Regions from separate parts of the Homo sapiens genome. Here region 1 is linked to region 2. The links are chromatin loops, found by intact Hi-C in ENCODE. Cell type or tissue: A673. All regions are shown on one strand. Each heading gives the region's core, and the rest is flanking DNA. Links, peaks and the distances in the headings are about the cores only. Region 1 overlaps VWC2 (von Willebrand factor C domain containing 2). Region 2 holds the start of PKD1L1 (polycystin 1 like 1, transient receptor potential channel interacting).

Evidence for each region. Peaks named below come from ENCODE experiments on the same cell type or tissue, not always from the same donor. Only the 100,000 strongest peaks of a DNase experiment are listed, where the experiment ranks them.
Region 1: a loop joins it to region 2, with 20 times the contacts of the local background. A loop is called at or near these places in 7 of 110 quality-filtered maps.

What each region holds. Positions count from the first base shown.
Region 1 is chr7:49,847,676-49,859,105 of GRCh38, forward strand. All of the region lies in intron 3 of VWC2 (von Willebrand factor C domain containing 2), which reads left to right. It also overlaps a transcript of ZPBP not described here. Among named protein-coding and RNA genes, the nearest start is that of VWC2, 80 kb to the left of the region's middle. RefSeq lists a silencer at 3,258-3,552. In A673, for the core only: a CTCF peak has its summit at 5,166 (motif pointing left); no DNase peak of the experiment used is centred there.
Region 2 is chr7:47,939,374-47,950,803 of GRCh38, forward strand. It overlaps PKD1L1 (polycystin 1 like 1, transient receptor potential channel interacting), which reads right to left and starts at 9,093. Exons shown (of 57, transcript NM_138295.5): 1 at 9,024-9,093; 2 at 4,023-4,138; 3 at 820-944. The coding sequence starts at 9,067. RefSeq lists enhancers at 1,816-2,439, 1,832-3,031 and a silencer at 2,819-3,113. In A673, for the core only: a CTCF peak has its summit at 6,027 (motif pointing right); a DNase peak (open chromatin) is centred at 6,038.

The DNA.
Region 1 (11,430 bases), core at 1,277-9,276, 1.9 Mb after region 2:
AAAAGCCCTCATGGTGGCTTCCACGGGAAGAAGGGGTGAGGCGGGCTTAGGATTGGCTACTTGGAGTGATTTCAGCAGACTGTGAGCACAGGAACTGCCCCTGTGTCTGGAACCTGGCCCTGATGATCAGAAGAGGTGGACAGTGGCTCTCAGTGTGAAAGCCCGCAGAGGAGGTCATGGGGATGTGAGCTCTGATTGGGTAATCAACAAGAAAAGTGCACTCACAGGTGAGTGGTTTACTATCTCCTGGAATGGGTTAGCACTGGGAGGGGCAGTCCCTCCAACGTCAGCAAGGCTCAATGTCAAAGCATTAGAATGCAGAAAATGAGATAGGGCTAGCACAGCATGTTGCTTCCACAGCAACATGGGTGGGAAGTCGGAAGCTTCTACAGGTCTCAGTCGCTAATTAGATCTGTCTCTGGGAGAAATGTAACAGGAGTCAGCTTTGTGAGTGGGATGCCCTGTCTAACCAGTGGGGGCTGGGGAGGCTGCAAGATAGGGGCCCAACTTTGAGTGACGTATGAGTTTTGCACTTATGCTGCAAGTGTCTTTGGGAGCAGTCTGTGGTGCAGCACTAGCTGTCCAGAGAGTGTCACCCTCCCACCTCCACTCAGAGCCTCCCACGGCAGGGTCTTTCCAGGATCTTCTCTCTCCTGTGGGGTAGCTCCAAATGTCCTGCTCCCCACTGACAAGAGGAAGCAGGCGACGCCCTGCAGTGTGTGAGAGCCGGGCATGGCCCCGGACCAGCTGTGCATCCCAGGACACATGGGATCCTCTGTTTCCAGCCCACCTGCCCAGGGTCGGCTGTGGGCCATAGGAACTGTTGCTCAGTGAGCCCAGAAATGGTGTGTCTCCTGTAGCTGTGGTCTGCTCTCTCGTTTCCTGGTTTATCACCCAGCTCCTCTCTAGCTGCTCTCAGGAGCCATCTTTTCCCTTTCTCCACTTGTAAAATCATGTCAAAAATATGTGCATCTATAAATCATTGACTGTCGTTTCTCACCTCCTCAGACCTTATATGTTCAAAGGCAAACACATTTTTGTGTTTTGTATGAATCATTTCTCTCACAGGTTAATAATATAAGTGGATATTTTGGTAACTGTTCTTTGGCCCTTAAATTATTTTTTATGCCACAATTCAAATACACTTTTATAGTATAGTCAATAAAATGATTACATTGTGTCTAATTCAGTAGACCAGAAAGGAATCTAGACAGAACACACCTCTAATAATATTTTCAGAATTTCCTAGTCTCTGTATCTCTTATATGATAGCACAAAAAGTTATCTAAACTGTGGAAAATGTGTGTTGATTATATCTGCTCAATACAGTAGCCAATTGTCTCTATTTCTCTTTAGGTCCTGCTTGCTTCATGTATGACAAATGTGTTGGTGCGCTTCCCTCGCATTTCTTGTCCTACTGTACTGTATTTCTTATTTCTCAGAGTTTGACTTACATATCCCAGCAGTTCATACCCTACAGTCCCAGGGAAACCCCACTGGATCCCGTGAAGCCTCGGCTGTGGGGGGAAACCAATACAGTCACCATCTCTTTATCACAAAATGCTTTTGTCTTTTATGAATGAATTTCCCCGAGGAGAGAGAGAGAAAGTGCTAGTTTTATTAAATCTGCTCAAAAGTAATTCCTTTGATGAACTGGCTGGGGGCAGCACTGGAAATTAGATGGCTAAGAAGGGAGTTTAGATTTGCTGTGTGTCCTGCCACTGCTCCTGAGGGCTCCAAAAGCAATCAGCTCTGCTGGGAGCAGACTGTCAGGAAGGGTCCTCGCGGGTCTCTGGATGGGGTTTGGATCTCCCTTCTGAAGTGCATCTTTCTGCAGCTAACTGGCATATGCACCCCTACTCCATGCCACATTTCAGCCCTTCTACACACACACACGCTGCCTCTTTTTGTTTCACAAATGTAAATGTTCTAACCAAGACTCAGTGTGAGAACATGCACCATTAGATAGAGTCTAACGCTGGGTGCTTGTTTCACCATTTGGTAGTGCCCTATTTATTTCAGGGAGATTGTGGATGTCAGCAGAAGCCTGAAGAATGGGCAACCAGCCTGTCACTTATTCTGCTCTCTGAGAGTCTGACTTAATAAAAGTGGCTCCTGCTCTAACCAAGTCTTGGGGTAGAATCACTTCTCAGATTCTAACCTGCGAGGCCAGTGAAGCCTCATATAGTGGGACTGAGAGGACCCTGGAGAGACTGAGCACAGTACCATAGCACAGGTACAAAAAAATTCAGTGCAATAGTACAGCATGGTGCACAGGAAGACTAAGCACAGTACCACAGCAGGGTGTGGAGGAAGACTGAGCACAGTGCCACTGCACAGTGCACAGGAAGACTGAGCACAGTATCCTAGCACAGGTGCAGGAAGACTAAGCACAGTACCACAACATGTTGCTGTAGAAAAACCAAGCCTAGCACATAGCATGGTGCTGCAGGAAAACAGAGCACAGTGCTGTAACGCAGTATTCAGGAAGACTGAGCATAGTACCACAACACAGTGGTCAGATAGGGTCTGTCATCAATGAAGGTTTGACTGTAGTAACCTGTCCACTTCATGCCACACACCAGGGACCTAGAATTACATCATCACCTAGGAATTTGCCCTTTATTTTAAGTCACATTGTTTAACACACCTGCCATCTGCCAGTTCCATTGGTGAGTCCAAGATGAACAAAACTGGCCAGTGCCATGACATAGCTTCACATCCAGTGTAAGAGGCCTCCTGTCTTCCTGTGGCATCCTTATAAGCCAAGTATTCCTGGAACTATGGAAGGAGTGGTAGCTTAGGCACAAGGAGATGGACAGGGGCTCTGCAGGAGGTCCTGAAAGAGGAGAGGAGCATTAGCTCACAGGTGCATGCATGAACTCACAAGATGTCCACACACAGCAGCCTCATCAGTTTTTAGTAGGCCAGACCATGTCTAATTTCATATTACCTAAAGGATCAACTGTTTGTGATTAGGAGATGTAATGCCATCTTCTGGAAAAAAGCCAGTGTCAGACAACTTGTGTTCATGTATTGGTCTCCAATATCTCACCTGTGTGACTTTCCCCAAATTACTTCACCCTGCATAACTCTCAGTTACATCATGGGTACAGTGAGCTCCGTGTATTTACTCAGCAAGCATGTACTGCCATTACATTTGGTCAGGCACTGTGCTGGCCATAGTGGACACCGCACCTCAGGATGACTCCCTGTGGAGAAGGCTGTGTGAAGTGATTGTGGCACCAGGCTCCATTAGCTCCCTGGGGCTGCCACAGCAAATCCCACAACCTGAGAACCTGAGTGGCTTTAAGGAATGTCAGTTTACTCGTCCGCAATTCTGCAGGCCAGAAGTCTAAAGTAGATCAAGGTCCCACAGAGTCAGTTTCTTCTGGAGGTTCCGACGGCTGCTCCCTTACATGCCTCTCTCCTGGCTCCTAGTGGCTGCCCGCCACCCTGGGCTTCCTGGGTTTTAGAGGCTTCACTGCAGGCTCTGCCTCCGTCTTGATGTGGTCTTCTTCTCTGTGCCCGTGTCTTCTCCTTTTCTTATAATGACACTTGTCATTGGATTTAGGGCCACTTGGGTAATCCAGGATGATCTCATCTCCAGACCCTTCTTAATTACATTTGCAAAAACCCTTTTCCAAATAAGGCCTCATTCATGGGTTCTCAGTGGACAGACATTCTGGGAGCCACCATTCAACTCACTCTGGTGCTAAACACCAGAGCCTGGCTCATAGCAGACGGGCACTTAAGGATGTCTGCCCACAGGAAAGGGGACACTTGCTTAGCGCAATGTTATATTGAAAGTGCTCCAGCAGATCTGACAGTGCCACATCACAGTGTGTGAGTGAACAGAGTCCAGGCTCTGGGACCAACTCTGAAATAAAAAGTCTGCTACAGGCCAGGCGTGGTGGCTCATGCCTATAATCCCAGCACTTCGGGAGGCCGAGGCGGGTGGATCATGAGGTCAGGAGATCGAGACCACCCTGGCCAACATGGTGAAACCCTGTCTCTACTAAAAATACAAAACTTAGCTGGGCGTGCTGGCACACGCCTATAATCCCAGCTACTTGGGAGGCTGAGTAAGGAGAATCGCTTGAACCCAGGAGGCAGAGTTTGCAGAGCCGAGCTTGCGCCATTGCACTCCAGCCTGGGAGACAGAGCAAGACTCTGTCTAAAAAAAAAAAAAAGTCCACTACAAAATGGCCAGACCCCACAGAGCATTCACACCCACAACACTGGATCTCTAAAGTTCAGTGGGCTCTTTCCCACTCCCGTTCTAAGGACTGCTAGGCAGTGAAGATGGCATCCTCATCCCCTGTAGATCACTGCTGTCAGCCTAGGGTCCGGATTTAATCCGGATTAAACCAATAACTGTATTGAGCAGTCAGGATGCTGGGAGCCCGACAGAGGCCAGCAGGCACCAGTACCACCTGTGTCTGCTTTCTGGAGAGTCGGTCATCAGGCCAGAGCTGGTCTCTCTGCCCTGTGGCCACTGCCTTATCTCAGACCCTTACTAACATGGCCTGCATCAAAAGTCCAGCCTCAAAAGCTCTTCCTTTTCCAGGTGAGTGACCCTGGAGCATCAGGGGGTCATGGTGGCTCTGTGGCTGTGCTCTTCAAGGACCAAGGACATGCATGCAGATGACATTGCAGGCTCTGGTTCAAAGAAGAGGCCTGGCAGGCATGAGCTGGTGGTTGTCCTGGCCTGTTCACTCATCTCCTTAACAAGGTGACCGGTGCTGTTTTGCACTTGCTAGAAATCTGATTTGTGCATGGCCTAGCCCTTTAGGGAGATAATTTCTTTCCATCTTTAAACTAACCTTTATACTTCTTAAAATTGGGGGGGCAGAAGGGCCGAAGATCATACCTGGGGATAATGCTATTTAGTGGTTTTTCCTGTTTCTGTGGCTTTTTGAGAAGTGATGTTTGTGAGGAGTGAGGGGTGGGTGCAAGGTGATGTCTCACCTCCCCTCTTCAGAAAGAGCCCTACCACCTTGGTGTGACGGATGGGGGACGGGCCTTGCTCCTACAGATCAAAATCTGCGGGATTTAAGTGATCGTCTTAATCAACTTCTTCCAAACCCTGGTTCCTCCCTCTGCTCTCAAACTCCCAGATGTGAGGAACATTTGGCCATGACTTGGACTCCGTCTCCATCTAGTGACTGGCTCCTTGAACTACAGTTGCAGATGGAAACTGGCTTCTGTAAAGCCAGGGCACTCTGTGGACTTGGGTAACTACAAGAATGAGTGTGGAGAAGTTAGGCCTCCAAACAAATCCAGTCCTTTATCACCACAGTTCTACTCCAGTCCAGAGCCCTTTCCTCTTCCTCACCCCACACATTAAAAACAACAGCTGCACCAAGGACAGAAGCGGAGGCCACAGGAAGGCAGCATGCCCAGCTCTTGCTGCAGGCTGAAGGCAGGCTCCCAGGCTATGGGGCAGGGCTGCGGGCTCTGAACAGGAGCAGTCACTGGGGTGGACTTGGTTTTGTTCTGGATCCCAGTTTGAAGGTGAGGCCTCTCGTGGTCAGGCTCTTGCTGCCGTGTGGAGTGGGCATGTTCTGCATGGCAGACCCTATCAGGTATGACTGTAGTCTCCCTTAGGAACCTGTGGCCGGCCCCCAGCACTTGCCCATGGGGGCACACCCCTGTCCCTCCCCAGGCCCAGGAAGTCATGCCTGAAGTCTGGACTGGTCTTTGGCCTCAGGAGATGCTGGCAGCCAGCCTATCTGTTCTGTGCCAGGAGCTCTGCTGGGCATCGGGGCATATTAGGGACCCAAACCCCATCTCTGCCCTCCAGTGTCTTACAGTTCAAAAGACAGAGTGGAATAAGATAGGTCCTAAGTTTTTGGTTTTTTTTTTCTTTATCACGGTAGACTATAAACCCTATAATGAGATTAAATGAAAGAATTTACATAAAGTATGTTTACGAACATACTTTACGTAACATAAAGTATGTTTATGAACGTTTGTTTTTCTTCTTGTCATTTATTATTGCATCCTTTTTCTTTAGGAGCATTAAAAACATTTAATTTTTTATTTTTTTATTATACTTTAAGTTCTAGGGTACATGTGCACAACGTGCAGGTTTGTTACATATGTATACGTGTGCCATGTTGGTGTGCTGCACCCATTAACTGGTCATTTACATTAGGTATATCTCCTAATGCTATCCCTCCCCCCTCCCCCCACCCCACAACAGGCCCCGGTGTGTGATGTTCCCCTTCCTGTGTCCAAATGTTTTCATTGTTCAATTCCCACCTATGAGTGAGAACATGCGGTGTTTGGTTTTCTGTCCCTGCGATAGTTTGCTGAGAATGATGGTTTCCAGCTTCATCCATGTCCCTGCAAAGGACATGAACTCATCCTTTTTTATGGCTGCATAGTATTCCATGGTGTATATGTGCCACATTTTCTTAATCCAGTCTATCATTGATGGACATTTGGGTTGGTTCCAAGTCTTTGCTATTGTGAATAGTGCCGCAATAAGCATACATGTGCACGTGTCTTTATAGCAGCATGATTTATAATCCTTTGGATATATACCCAGTAATGGGATGGCTGGGTCAAATGGTATTTCTAGTTTGAGATCCTTGAGGAATTGCCACACTCTTCCACAATGGTTGAACTAGTTTACAGTCCCACCAACAATGTAAACGTGTTCCTATTTCCCCACATCCTCTCCAGCACCTGTTGTTTCCTGACTTTTTAATGATCGCTATTCTAACTGGTGTGAGATGGTATCTCATTGTGGTTTTGATTTGCATTTCTCTGATGGCCAGTGATGATGAGCATTTTTTCATGTGTCTGTTGGCTGCATAAATGTCTTCTTTTGAGAAGTGTCTGTTCATATCCTTTGCCCACTTTTTGATGGGGTTGTTAGTTTTTGTCTTGTAAATTTGTTTGAGTTCTTTGCAGATTCTGGATATTAGCCCTTTGTCAGATAAGTAGATTGCAAAATTTTTCTCCCATTCTGTAGGTTGCCTGTTCACTCTGATGGTAGTTTCTTTTGCTGTGCAGAAGCTCTTTAGTTTAATTAGATCCCATTTGTCAATTTTAGCTTTTGTTGCTGTTGCTTTTGGTGTTTTAGACATGAAGTCCTCAACATGAGCCACACATTTTACTAAATGCTCTAGATAAATTGGTGCACTTGTCACAACACCTGGAAGGGATGGCTGTTATCAACCATATTTTTAGATTAGAACTATGAAGCTCAAAAAGGTTAAGTAACTTGCCCAATGCCATGCACCCTGGTCCAGGGTAGAGGGGCTGACAAATATGGCTTTTGTCATAAGAGTAGTGCCAAGCTTCCTGAAAATGCAAACTGAAGCATTAGCCTGCCTCTTTGAGAGGGATGAGGAGTTCTCGGCTTCTATATTTGAAAATCGAAAAATAAATATTTTCCTTGGTACAGCTGTGAAGATAGAAATAAATGAGATTGTGTATGTGAAAGGCCTGCTCACATTAGTCTTAATAGTTAATGCAATTATCATATTTCTTAGTTCCCAAAAGGCAAATCTTTCTTTTTCTCATGTCTCTGAAAATGGGATATGTTTTACAATAAATGGTTGAGGAAAACACTGGGTCATAGTTTATGGACGGTGTAGTCTCTTTCTTAGTGAAGTTTCATGATCTTCCTTATGATCACTGACAGCTTTGATTCAGTTCAGTACCAGGTTGCCTGGCATTAGGTGGTATATTTACATGACAGGGACCTTGTCAGCATCTCTGGGTGGGAGTTTAACATCCAGAGAGCAGGCTTTCAGGACTCTCAGCAGGGAGGAGGAAGGTTTGGGTATTTCCCAGGTGAAAGAGGACAGATGTTGTGGAGAGAGGTAAGGAAGGCTCAGCGAGGACAGGTTCCAGGGACAGAGAGGAGGAAGAGACCTGCCAAGCATTAGGTAGGTAGCGTCCCTTTAAGTCAGGACAGGTTTCTTGATCTGTGCTGCAGGAGAATGTGGCAGTTCTCCAAAATAATTTCTGGGGGCCTTGTGGTGGCAGATGGTGAATAGTGTGAATCAGGCAAAAACGAGTCCCCTGAGGGGCCAGTTCAGTGCTTGGCCTCCAGGGTCCCTGCCTCCCCAGAAGCCAGCCCAGCCCTCCCAGCTGCCCTCACCAGCCAGGGGCCGGTGGCTGACGGTGCACGTTAATTCCCAGAGCACCTGGCTCCCCTGCTGATTCCCAGGGATTTGGTGAGAGGGACAGAGTGAAGTGGGGAAGAGAAGGAAGAAAACTGATGTTTCTTTCAGATCCACTGAGAGACACTAAGCCCCACAGTTTGCTGCTGTGAGAAAGGGTTTCCTTCAGTTATTTCTGCAACCTGATTGAGAAATGCTTAACCCTGCTTAGTTCAGGTATATAAGGCTGCCTTTCAGGGCTGATGTTCCCTTCTGTCCCCGGAAACACCACCCTACTGGGAGGCAATGCATAAGACCATACACGTAAAGACAGGTGATAAGGTTAGGATGTGTGTCCAAACTGGGAATCTCATGTTGAAATGTGATCCCTAATGTTGGAGATGGGGCCTAGTGGGAGGTGTTTGAGTCATGAGGGTGGATTCTGCATGAATGGCTTGGTGCTCTCCCCTTGGTAATGAGTGGGTTCTCAATCTATTATCTCAAGTGAAATCTGGTTGTTTAGAGAGTCTGGCACCTCCCTTTTCTCTCTTGCTCCCTCTTTCAACGTGATATACTGGCTCCCTCTTCTCCTTCTGCCATGATTATGAGTTCCTGAGGTTCACCAGAAAAAGATGTTGGCCCCATGCTTCTTGTACAGGCTGCAGATCATGAGCCAAATATACTTCTTTTCTTTAAAAATTACCCTTTATAACAACACAAAATGGACGAATACAGCAGGATTTCCTTTTCCCCCACCAGCTTTATTGAAGTATAATTGGTATATAAAAAACTTCACACAATTAGTGTTTACAATTTGGTGAGTTTGGACATAAGTATACCCTCATGTTACCATCACCACAGTCCAGGTAATTAATATATCCATCACCTCCAAAAGTTCTCTGATGTCCTTTTGGTTTTGTTTTGTTCTGTTTGTTTTGTGCTGTTATGGTAAGAACACGTAACATGATTGGGAGGCCGAGGTGGGCGGATCACGAGGTCAGGAGATCGAGACCATCCTGGCTAACACGGTGAAACCCCATCTCTACTAAAAATACAAAAAATTAGCTGGGCGTGGTGGCGGGCGCCTGTAGTCCCAGCTACTCGGGAGGCTGAGGCAGGAGAATGGTGTGAACCTGGGGAGGTGGAGCTTTCAGTGAGCTGAGATCGGGCCACTGCACTCCAACCTGGGTGACAGAGCCAGATACTGTCTCAAAAAAAAAAAAAAAAAAAAAAAAAAAAAAAAGACGTAACATGATATCTACCTTCTTAACAAATTTTTAGGTGCACAATATCATATTGTTAACTATGGGCATGATATCGTGCAGCAGATCTCTAGAACTTATCTTGCATAACTGAAACTTTATACCCATTCAACAACTTTCTACTTACCCCTACCCCCAACCCCTGGCAACCACCATTCTGGTTCAGCTCTGGTTCTACGAGTTTAGCTCCTCTAGCGACTTTATATAAATGGAATCATGCAGTATTTCTTCTTCTGTGACTGGCTTTTTCCACTAAGCATAATGTCCTCAAGGTTCCTCTGTGTTGTCACAAATGGCAGGATTTCCTTCTTTTTTAAGCCTGAATATTCCAATGTAGGCATATAGCACATTTTCTTCATTCATCCATCTGTCCAGGGGCACTTGAGTTGTTTCCATATCTTAGGTATTGTGAATAGTGCTGCAATTAACATGGGAGTGTAGATATCTTCAAAGAAGACATACAGATGGCCGACAGGTAGAAGAAAAAGTGCTCAACATTGCTAATCATCAGGGAAATGCAAATTAAAACCTCCGTGAGACATTACCTCACAACTGTCAAAATGGCTATTAACAAAAATCAAAAGAGAACAAGTATTGGTGAGGATATGGGGAAATTAGAACCCTTGTGACTCTTGGTGGGAATGCAAAATGGTGTAGTCCTTGTCAAAAACAGTATGGAGATTTCTCAACAAGTTAAAAACAGAGCCATCATACAATTCTACAGTCTCACTTCTGGGTATAAATCCATAAAAAGTGAATCAGAGCTTCAATTTCTTTACCTTCTTTGCCTATGATTTTCAATCCTGGGTCTGAAAGTGGTGGTGAGGGCATCTGAGCTAAGTTTGGTGTTTCCACAGGTCTACTGATGCTGATACATCAGAGATGAGACCACACAGGCTTTCCCAGAACATCAGATTTCTTTTTCTTAGGCTTATAGAGTTCCCCTGTAACCTCGTGTCAATGAAAGCTATACATGGTATTTCTAGTTCTAGATCCCTGAGGAATCACCACACTGACTTCCACAATGGTTGAACTAGTTTACAGTCCCACCAACAGTGTAAAAGTGTTCCTATTTCTCCACATCCTCTCCAGCACCTGTTGCTTCCTGGCTTTTTAATGATTGCCATTCTAACTGGTTTACTGGGTATATACCCAAAGGATTATAAAACATGCTGCTATAATGACACATGCACACGTATGTTTATTGTGGCACTATTCACAATAGCAAAGACTTGGAACCAACCCAAATGTCCAACAATGATAGACTGGATTAAGAAAATGTGGCACATATACACCATGGAATACTATGCAGCCATAAAAAAGGATGAGTTCATGTCCTTTGTAGGGACATGGATGAAGCTGAAAACGATCATTCTCAGCAAACTATCGCAAGGACAAAAAACCAAACACCGCATGTTCTCACTCATAGGTGGGAATTGAACAATGACAACACACGGACACAGGAAGGGGAACATCACACACTGGGGCCTGTTGTGGGGTGGGGGAGGGGGGAGGGATAGCATTAGGAGATATACCTAATGTTAAATGACGAGTTAATGGGTGCAGCACACCAACACGGCACATGTATATATATGTAACAAACCTGCGTTGTGCACATGTACCCTAAAACTTAAAGTATAATAATAATAAAAAAAAGAAAGCTATACATAAGAAAGAGAACACAATGCAAGATTATGCATTTACCTTCAGTTTTGTTACTTATGTAGATAGTATTAAAAATGTTACTTATTTTTTATGTTTATAAAATTCATACAGATGGAATCCCATTGTGTAAATTATTTAAAAACTTACCTTGTTTCCTTAGTATTCTCTTCCAGAGATTCATCCACATTGACAAAGGTTGAAGGTATATTTATTTCATGGCCCCACAGAGTTTATCAGAATATGTCAGGATATATTCACCCATTGTGCTTGCTAGACATTACTGTTGCTATCTGATGGTTTTTAGCGACTGCAGGTGCTACTAGTGACACATTTTGTTTTACATTGTGGCCCATATGGGCACATACTTATTTAGGAAGCAT
Region 2 (11,430 bases), core at 1,561-9,560:
CTTCAAAGAGAACTGGCTTCTTTAAATTTGAACTAGAAACGCACAACTCTGGGCTGTCTGTGCATGTCCCTTTGGAACCAATGCTTATTCTGGGTGAAAAGCATGTCTCACTCAGAAGTTTTCACTCTTCTCTCGGACCCCACCCACAGATGTGAGAGTCACTCCTCTCACGCTTCTCCTCCATCTCCAGGGCATTGCCCAGGCCTTCAGACCCAAGCCCTGTTAGCTACTCTGATAAACAGATGCAAGGGAATTCACAAACATCCAGGTAGCCCAGTCTTAATTAATAGGGGTCTTCAACGAGCTCCCCACACTGCGCAAGTTAAGCAGGGTTTCAGTGCTTTGGCTGCTGGAAGCCTTGTCTGTGCTGGAGCCATCTCGGGGCAGCTCCCACTCCCCACCTGGGGGACAGCACCCACTCCCCACCCCGGGGATAGCCCCCACTCCCCGCTTGAGGGGCAGCCCCCACTCCCCACCTGAGGGCTACCCTCCTACTTCCCACCTGGGAGGCAGCCCCTACTCCCCACCTGCAGGGCAGCCCCCACTCCCCACCTGAGGGCTACCCCTCACTCCCCATCTGAGGGCTATCCCCTACTCCTCTGGGCTGGGCTAGCCCTGCCTGCACTTCTTATATGTGGAACTATGCTCTGGAGCTGAATTAAGGCTTTATAAGTCACACTTGCTTCATTGGCACAAACACACATGATAGGAAAACAATCCCTGATGAATTCCTGATGAAACATGGAGGTGCTTTTTAGCTGTACTGTACATGTACTGTATTCAGGAAGAAAAGCCTAATTTCCCCAGATCCAGGAATACCTTCTGCCTGGAAGCTGATGAGGATGGGCTCTGTGATTCCCGGTCTTCTGCCTTTCCATTCAGAGCACACCAAGGACAGCCACACTTCCCATCACTCATAAGAAGCACATGATTAGCATAGACCTCTAGAGAAAAAAAAAAAAGCAAACATTCTGAAGACTGCAATGTGCTGGGAAGGTGAGAACATAAAGCTGGAGAAGCCCTAAGTTATACATAAGGTCAAAGCCACCTGGGCCTAACAACGGGCTGATCATGAAGATGCGTGTCCTTGGGCTGCCGTGTCCTGCTGTGTGTGTTTTCTTTCTATTTCCTTGCTTAAACAATGTCTTAGGTGTAGCCCACACTAAGCAATATGAGGAAACGCACAACCACCAGCCACGCTGATAATGAATGCCTGTTCCAGAAACACCCAGTGGTCTGGTCATAAAATAATGAGGGTCAAAGGTCCTGCTCAGGGGTGTGTAGTAGAGGGGGCAACACCACAGTCGGAAGGAGTGGTTGGGGAGCTGTTGGACAAACAGGAAGACCATTAAAGACACTCCAAAGTTTATAAGCAGGATGTTCCCACCCAGGCAATCTGGCCCTGATGGTAGCACGGACCTGGCTGACGTTCACTCCTCCCATCTCTGAGGGCTGAAGGCCGGGCAGTGAGCGGAGCCAGTGTCCACCCGGCTGGGAGGCTGAGGGCCCTGCCACATCCCATGTCTGTGAGAGCATCTGGAATAGGATCTGCGCACAGCTGACAACTGTTGCCAGCGATGACAGGTCCTTGAGTGTTTGTGATGCCATTCTCTCTACTCATGCAGATGTTTGAAAATGTCCATAATAAAAGTTAAAAGAAAATATTTCTGCTAGACCTGGCCCTGCACAGAGCCACTCTCAGCAAGAAGCCAGGCGACTGCCTTGGGTGCAAGAGCTGCTTTCCCTGAAGCCCCCACCCCTCTCATCCCCAGGTAGGAGGGGAAGGAAGTGGGGGTGGCGGGTGAAGAGGGGACTGGAGCACCCTGCTGCTTTTCTGTCAGACCCGAGTCCCTGTAAGGAAACCTGTTTCTGCCTGGGCTCTCTTAACCCCAGTCTGTTATTCTGGCCAGCTTTGCTCAGGCTAAAAGGAACCCAAAGGCCTGCAGGCCGCCGAGAGCAGCAGGTTCTCCAGGAGCTCCAGGCCAGGGCTGGGCCATCCTCACAGGGGATGTGGCTTCCAATCCCTGCACCCCAGCAGTGGTGCTGGCAGTCAGCTTGCCCCTAGCCTCCCAGGACACTCTCAAGTTTAGCCTAGGACAATATCAAATCCAGTTTTAACATTGTGAGTCAAAGTCACTATTTACTGTCAAGAGTCCAGTGTATTAATATCTTGTGATAACAAAAGCTGAGGAAAAATCAAAGGCCGTGTTCCTGGCCTAATATGTGACGTGCTACAAATGCCATCGAGTGCCATTGAGCACCCATGCAGGCTGGATGCACCAACTGAGGTATGAAGTAATTTCCTGAACTGGACACATCCGAGAGGAAGAAATATTTAGAAAATGTTTCGGAATAAGCTAGAATAGTCAAGTGACTCATATTTCTCTGAAACCAATTAGTCATCAAAGTCACTGTGCTCAAATTATCTGGAAAAAAAAGTGGATATACCCCTGAACAGAAAGAAATAAATAAAAAATCATAAAAAGTACATAAAATTGCAAAATTGAATAAAGTATGTCACAAAAGGAGAAATAAACTAAGTGAGTGAAACTAATCCTGAAATTGGCTTAATTGTCCCACAGAAGTGATATTTATAGGTTTTTTGAATAAACATGGAAACTGACTCTCCTAGTCTTAAAACCTGAAACTTAACATCCATCTCATCTGAGTTCTTCCCTCAGGAAACCAACCCAGGAAAGGGACCCACCAGATCCCTGCATCCAGCCAGGCCCCTCATTCCTCAGATTGCTTCCTCACCCCTCTCTAATTTTGTTTTCTCGTCTTCCCTGCTATATAAACCCCCAAGTTTTAGTCAGATGGGGAGATATATTTGAGACTTTATCTCCCTTCTCCTCATCTGCAGCACCTGATAAAGCTTTCTTCCCTGGCAATCCTCGCAGTCTTCATGATGATTATGCTCTGTACGTAAGCAGCAGCAGCAGGATGTCAGGCAAACCCCTGGCATTTAGGTAACAATTCCACATGATCTTAACATAAGAATTGCAAAAGAATTGGCGTTGCATTGTTTCAACATTGATGCCAGGCACACACCCGCCTCCTGCCCCGCGCCCCCGCCCCCCCACTCCATTTAAATCCGTCTCTTTAGAAATTAAAAAAATTTTTTTAAATTTAATTTTAAAAATCCGTTTCTCAGGTCTACCAAATGTGTAGCCTAAGTTGAAAACTCAAAAATTCCTTCTACTTAAAGGAATCCTGGCAATTACGTTTCAGGCAACACTTTAGAATTTTCATTTTAAAAATTAAAAACAGAGATACTCTCTGTGTTAAGGACGAGGAGGAAAACCCCACACCTGTGGCCATGCAGACACCTCCTGTAACCTAAGTATTCCCTTCATTGGGCTCTGGGAGGCCCCACTTACAGTCTTGGTTGTTCTCGAAGTGTGGCCCCCAGATCTCAGCCTCACCCCAGACCTCCTAAAGCAGAAAGTCAGGGGTGGGGCCCAGTGAAGGAGTTAAAAATATACCATCCTGGCCAGGCGCCGTGGCTCATGCCTGTAATCCCAGCACTTTGGAAGGCCGAGGTGGGCAGATCACGAGGTCAGGAGATGGAGACCATCCTGGCTAACACGGTGAAACCCTGTCTCTACCAAAAATACAAAAAATTAGCTGGGCGTGGTGGCGGACGCCTGTAGTCCCAGCTACTCAGGAGGCTGAGGCAGGAGAATGGCGTGAACCCAGGAGGCAGAGCTTGCAGTGAGCCAAGATCATGCCACTGCACTCCAGCCTGGGTGACAGAGTGAGACTCCGTCTCAAAAAAAAAAAAAAAAAAATATATATATATATATATATATATATATATATATGTGTGTGTACCATCCTGGCATGTGGACTATTTAAGTTAGAGGCACTTGCAAAACAGCAGGTTTAAGATCACTCTGACCTTCCTTCTGTTTCTTAAAAGCAGAAAATGAAATTCCCATGTGGAAGATGTCCTGTTTATACCAGGGAAATAAAGCAACATTCTTATCATGGTGGCCATGCCTCCTTCCCCAAGGCCTTACCGACCCACAATCCACCTCCAGGAGGGCTACAGCTGCACAGATGAAGACCCCAGCTCTTGTCAGTGCTCACAGACAGCTCACCACCAAAGGAAAGGCAGCAGGCAGCCTGGAGACACCTAAGGGAAAGAAAATAACCAGAGGAAAATTAAATTAAGTACAATCGTTTAATCACAGACATCCTGTGACCACTCTTCCATCCATATCCATATTTCTGCCACAAAAGTATTAAGTACAAAATTGGCTGCCATATGAACAAAAAGACTCGCATCTATGGTTCTTTTCACTTCATATTTCCCAAACTCAGGGTCTGTTTTAGAAGATTAACTGAAATATAGTTCCCATCTGACTACTAAAACAGCCTCCGAACAGATCCATCTCTCTTCCTGCTGCCTCCAGGGCTTCCTGCCCAGATGCACAGAGCTGACCTTCCAGGGCAAGGTCTGGCAGCTTCCAGGGCTCCTCTTCCTCCTCCTCTCTTCCTGCCTCATCATCCCCATTCCTGCTGCTCACTCACAGCCCTAAGAGCACATTCTTCCAGCCCATGGGGATCTGGCATGCTGCAGAAAAGAACAGCATGGAACCCATGACCCTGGGGAGAGATGCCAGCGCAGACACAGAGTAGGCACTGCATGGCATCCTCCCTGTTTATTTCCACAACAGACTTGAGAGGTTCCGTGCAGTTACTTTTTCAGATGCTGGTATCATTTTGGTATTTGTCCCTGTGCAAATCTCATGTTGAATTGTAATCCCCAGTGCTAGAGGTGAGGCCTGGTGGGAGGTGTTTGGATCACGGGGGCAGATCTCTCATGGCTTGGTGCTGTCTTTGTGAGTTCTCCGAGATCTGGTCATTTAAAAGTGTGTGGTATCTCCTCCCCTCCTCTTGCTCCTGCTGTCGCCATGTGATGCACCTGCTCCCCCTTCACCTTCCACCATGATTGTAAGCTTCCTGAGGCCTCCCCAGTAGCAGACGCCAGCATTATGCTTCCTGTACTGGCTGCAGAACCGTGAGCCAATTAAACTTCCTTTCTCAGTCTCAGGTATTTCTTTATAGCAATGCAAGAATAGCCTAATGCAGATGGGATCATGAAGGCCCAGCAAAACAAATTAACTCAGCGAAGCTCACACCATCAGTGAGAGGCAGAGCCAACGTTTAAACCTGGTTCTCAGCACACCCAAAGCCGATGCCAATTCTATGGCACCTTCCTTCAAAGCTCTCTACAGGTGTGCCTCCAGAGCTCAAGCTGCAGCTGAAGTCAGCCCCAAAGCTCTGCCCCTTGGCACAGCTGGTGACTTTCCCTCTGGACTCCCTAGGCCTTGACAGCTGTCTGCTGCTCTCATGTTTGTCAGCAGAGATCATCGTGGGTCATCATCTGGTCCCTGGTCATTCCCTTTCAGCCTGTAGCTCCTTGGGTCCTGAGGTATCTGTGTCTGGCACCAATCGACTTGAGAAAGATCAAGTGCAGCGAGTGAAATAGTCCTGAACTAAGGTGCGGGTTTCCTGGGTTCTGGTCTTGATTCAGCCAGAAATGGATGGTGTGATTTGGGTTTCTCCTCCATGCCCATTCCCAGCGACAGGGCAATGGGAACCGTTGCCAAGTTCCCAGCTCCATATAGGCTGCTGTGCTAAGGAGAAGGGCAGGCTCTACATCCACTTCTTCTAGACACAGGCAGTCACCTTGCCTCTCTGTGTCAGTCTCCTTCTCTGTTTGAGAGGAACGACACAGACCTACTTCACGGGGCTGCTGCCAGGACTGTCATTCTAGAAAGGGCCGCCCTGTATTAGCTAAATGCTTGGTAACCAGCTGCTAAAGGTGTTCGCCTTTGTTCTTTCCCCTGAAAAATGCATTCAGCTCTTTAGAATTCTCTTTTTTACCTGTCTTGGATGTCTATAAAGTCTAGAGGATATCTACTTTATCTTAAGCAAGGTTTCTACAAAGATAAAACTGGATAGTTTCACCCAATTTTTACAAGCCTGGTTCTTGATGCCCAAGAAGCCGCCACCAGAGGGCAGACGAGGACAATATTTATAGTTGAGGAAAGTGTGCAGGGAGGTGAAAAGCTGTTATTTTGAAGATGAAGATGGTCACTAGGTCAAAGGCCTCAAACTGTTGAATAATTCCAAGGATTTCCTTGCCTACTCTCAACTATGCTTGTCTTCCAAAGGCCAGAGAAATGAAAAAATAAAAAATAACAATAATAGAAAAGGGGACAACTTTGGAATCATACAGACCAGACCAGATCAGACTTAGAGGATTTCTGCAATGATCTAGCGGGCAAATAAAATTAAGGAAAGGACGAACCTAACCTCTGTCCACCACGTGCGCCCCACAGTCCACAGCTGTGAGACTGCCCACCACTCTGGGCCCACACAAGGTTAGATAGCCCTGGCACCCACCAAGTTCCGAGACCCTCCCAGACACCCCCACAACAGGATAACTTCCAAGTGCTACACACAGAAAACACCAGCCCTGGTTCCTGGGACATAGTTGGCCCTTGAGAAGTAATTTTCTGTCTCAGAAGGTGAGAAACACATCCCCAACAGGTGTGTCCTCCACTCACAGAGGCGCCAAGGATAGTGCTGCAAAGCTAATTTTCCTTGAGATTTCAGAGGTCTTTTCAAATAAAAAAAATGGAAGGGGGAGATAATTTAAATACAAGGGAGGCTCTTTTTCCTGGTGTTGTGAGGAGGCAGGTCCCCAGGCCCTGGCACAGAATCAGCACCATTTTCACAGAGGTACCTGGCTTCCTCTTAGTTAACTGTGACTGTCGGGGAACAGGATGATACTGATGGCTCAAACACAGTCTCTGAGGCATCATGTGCCTCAAGGGAACTAGTCGAGCCATTTGTTTGAATTACATGACAGATCTCTTAGAATCCCTTAAGAGTGAGTGTTTTTCGGGGCCTGTCAGGGGCTGGGGGGCAAGGGGAGGGAGAGCATTAGGACAAATACCTACCACACAAACACACACCACACACTCACACCACACCACACTCACACCACACAAACACACCACACAGCATCACACACAATATACACACACCACACAGCACATACCCACCCACCACACACACATCGCACACACCACACACCACGCACCACACAAACACACCATACACACAAACACCACACACACACCAACACATTACACACACATCACACAGCACACACCATGTATCACACACACACCATACCCCACTCATACCATACCACACATACACCACACACTACACACAGACCACACACCACACCACCCACACACATGTCCTATACCACACACACACACACAGACACTACAGGCCTAACTCCATGAAATGAGGGCTACAGGAGAGTCAAGAAACCTCTTCTGTTTCTATGAACAAGATCAGTCACTGTCTTGCTTTAGGTGACTCAGGAAACCCCAAAAGGCTATGACTTCAGAAATGGGGCCTCGACACCAATTACAATGGCTAGTGCGTGCATGAACTAGTTGGTCTGCAAGTACAAGATGTATAAATATACAGGGGAAAAAACATCAAGTCAGCGACTTCCGCTCCTCAGCTTTTCTTTCCTTTCTAAGGGCAAAGGGGTAATTCCTTGCAATTCCCTGACTGATAAGAGTGAAGGTCAAATTGGGCCAACATCAAGGCTCTGGGAGTCTGCAGGAGCATGGGCATTTGGAATAAAAGAAACATGAGGTAACCAGAAAAAATAAGGGAAAAAATTGTAGCCAAAATCAGACAATGCTTGGCAGCAGTGAGTGACATAAGGCAAAGAAATTTCCAAGCATGAATGTGACCAACCCCGTCAACACGTGCAGCCTCATTTTCTCATCCTGGTTTGCTTTGGGTTTCTTTGATAAAATGATGGTGATGGCACAAAGACAGTAAGCTAACAAAGGCAGAAATGCTGACAGCAAGCATTCATCAAGGATACTGATTTTTATAACGACCCTCTGGAGTTTACAGATGTGACAACAGGGGTACTCAGATTTTCAGGATGAGAAATCTGGGGGTGAGGAGGTAAAGTGACCTGCAGTGGCGGGGTACCCCACTGGGCAAGATCTGCAGGCACAGGCTCCCATCATGCCAGGCCAGGGGACAGCGGTGACCCACCTGGGTCCTTACCACATCCCACAGGCAGGTCACCTTGCTGGCCTCACGCCCAGGAAAGGGGGCATGGAGGTTTGCACCATGTCACACTGCCATGAGACAGTCAACAGCAGAGCACACAGGCTGCCCAGCCTCAACAACACATGGGTGCTGGCGCGCACAGAGCATGGGGAAGAGGGTTTAGAAATAAGACCCATGGAGGCTGGGTGCGGTGGCTTATGCCTGTAATCCCAGTACTTTGGGAGGCCAAGGCGGGCAGATCACAAGGTCAGGAGATCGAGACCATCCTGGCTAACACAGTGAAACCCCGTCTCTACTAAAAATACAAAAAATTAGTCGGGCGTGGTGGTGGGCGCCTGTGGTCCCAGCTACTTGGGAGGCTGAGGCAGGATAAATGGCATGAACCCAGGAGGCAGAGCTTGCAGTGAGCCAAGATCGCACCTCTGCACTCGAGCCTGGGCAACAGAGAGAGACTCCGTCTCAAAAAAAAAGAAATAAGACCCCTGGGCCAAGACCCCATGATCTCTTCCTGTGCCAGGTTTCTCCTGGTCTCCATGCAAGGGACCTAGCAGACAAGCAGATAGCTTAACTTTGTCTACTACCAGGCAGCAGAAAGTCCTCGAACTTGGAAGGTATCCTGCATTTGCAGGAAGAGCAATCAGCACTTCTCATGGCTGAAGGCATCCGCTTGGAGGAGTCTTCTCAAAAGCCTTCAGGAAAAAACTCCATTCTCAACACCAACTCCAACCTCTGAACTGACCCCGCCGGCCAAATGCACCCTCCTGGTACAGGGCCTCCACTCGTGCCAGAGTGAGCCCACATCCTAGAGGTGATGACTTTTGAAAGAAAATTTCTGAATGCATACTTTAAAATCAAGCTTACCAAACCCTCTGAGAACAGTGATAACTCACCTTTCCTGGTCATCAGAAATGTTCTGGGCTGCCTCCTCGGCCATGTCCTGTGCAAGCTGGTCACAAGTATGACAGTCAGCAGACCAGCTTCTTCCTACATCCTCTGGAAGACAAAGAAATAGAGCTTAATGCTTCCAGCTTCTGTACTTGTGACCTCTTATCAGGACACACATCAAACACAGAGGGAAAAATCCAAACTCCAGTAACATTTTCCCAAGCAGAAACAGCTTTTGTTTTCCTAACACTGTCAGACAAATTCCTTCCTAAGAAGTGTGCTTTTGACAGACGTGGTGGCTCATGTCTGTAATCCCAGCAATTTGGGAGGCCAAGGTGGGTGGATCACTTGAGGCCAGAAGTTTGAGACCAGCCTGGCCAATATGGTGAAACCCCGTCTCTACTAAAAATACAAAAATAGCCAAGTGTGGTGGCACACATCTGTAATCCCAGTTACCCAGGAGGCTCAGGCGAGAGAATTGCTTGAACCTAGGAGGTGGAGGTTGCAGTGAGACGAGATTGCACCACTGTGCAATAGAGTGAGACTCTGCCTCAAAAACAAAATGAAACAAAACAAAACAAAACAAAAGTGTGTTTTAGGTAGGGATCTTTGTGGCTGCCTGAAACAGATCACTACTCAAGGGAGAGACTGTACATGGAAGCTGAGAGAAGTCTGAGAATAAAAAGCTGTAACTGTTGGCTGGGCGCGGTGGCTCACGCCTATAATCCCAACACTTTGGGAGGTCGAGGTGGGCGGATCACGAGGTCAGGAGCTCGAGACCAGCCTGGCCAGCATAGTGAAACCCCGTCTCTACTAAAAATACAAAAATTAGCCAGGCATGGTGGCACGCACCTGTAGTCCCAGCTACTCGGGAGGCTGAGGCAGGAGAATTGCTCGAAACCGAGAGGCGGAGGTTGCAGTGAGCCGAGATCGTGCCACCACACTCCAGCCTGGGCAACAGAGCGAGGCTCTGTCTCAAAAAAAAAAAAAAAAAAAAAAAGCTGTAACTGTCCACAACTGCACTGGGGAACAGGATACCTTCCACAAGAGCAGAAGAGCATTCCTAAGGAAGGCTGGCAAGGCACACACTAGGCGCACTCTGTCTTACGGCAGAACCTAGGAATGATCTGGTTCCGAACCTCCTGCACCTCTCCTTGTTTGCAACTGGCGGGTCAGACTGAGTTCTCTCCATTACGAAACATTTTCTCTTATATTTTTAAAGCACTTGTTAGTTGTCTTAGTTCTTTATACCAACATTTAAACCTTCAGAGATTTTAGAAAACTTAATGTTTTACTCAGAACACTAGATATTTTTTCTCTCCACTCTGAAGAGAGTGATACCAAGAAGAGTGGGAACGTTTTCAGGCACAAGCTCTTTCTCAGATGGGAACACAGACCCCTTGAACAATGATGAACCAAGCTACGGGTGTCCGGCCTTGGATCCTGTGTTTTCTGGAACTTTGCTGCCAATGAGGTGAGTAACCAGAGCCCTGTGGTGGGTTAAGGGGCCTGCTGTTGACCTAACACACCTGTCTCCTGGGGCCTGCTGCCACCTCTGCTCTTCTCACACTGCCTTGTCAGTGCCTCTGGCTTTGTCCCCACTGTGCTTGTTGTGAGTAAATCTCAGATTTGGGGGAAATGCATACTTTCCAATTTCATTAGCAATACACTTTCAAATGCGCCTGTGACCAAGAAAAGGATAAACTGCAAACTGCAGTTTGTAAACGAACAAAATCCCTTCTTTCTGAAGCCCCTGTGATTTGCTCTGACACCTTCCTGTCAAATCTAAACAGAGTCCACTGGGTAAAGACACCTGTGCAACCCTGCCTGCTGGGCTGGCATCCATACCCACACGCACACCTGGATGCTCTGACCTTGCTGCTGCCTGTTCCTTCCTTGTGGGGCTGGACATCCTGAGAACAGGGCCTACATTTAAAGTTTGTGATGTTTTTGAAGCCAGCAGTGCTAACCAAAGATGCCAGGAAATGAGGAGGAGCAAAGAAAGTGACATAATTGAGGGAAGAAATATGCCTGCACTGCCCTACGTGGGAGGCACTCTCATAGCCACTCTCATAGCCACTCTCAGCTACTGGAGCTTAAGTTACTTACAATTAAATAGAATTAAGAATTAGCTGGAGAAACCCCGTCTCTACTAAAAATACAAAAAAATTAGCCAGGTGTGGTGATGCACGCCTGTAATCCCAGCTATCCAGGAGGCTGAGGCAGGAGAATCGCTTGAACCGGGGAGGCAGAGGTTGTGGTGAGCCAACTTCGTGCCATTGCACTCCAGCCTGGGCAATGAGCGAAACTCTTGTCTCAAAAAAAAAAAAAGAATTAGCTTTAGCTTCTCCATCATTAGCCATATTTCAAGGGCTCAGTAGCCAAGATACAAACTATACAATGTTTCCATCA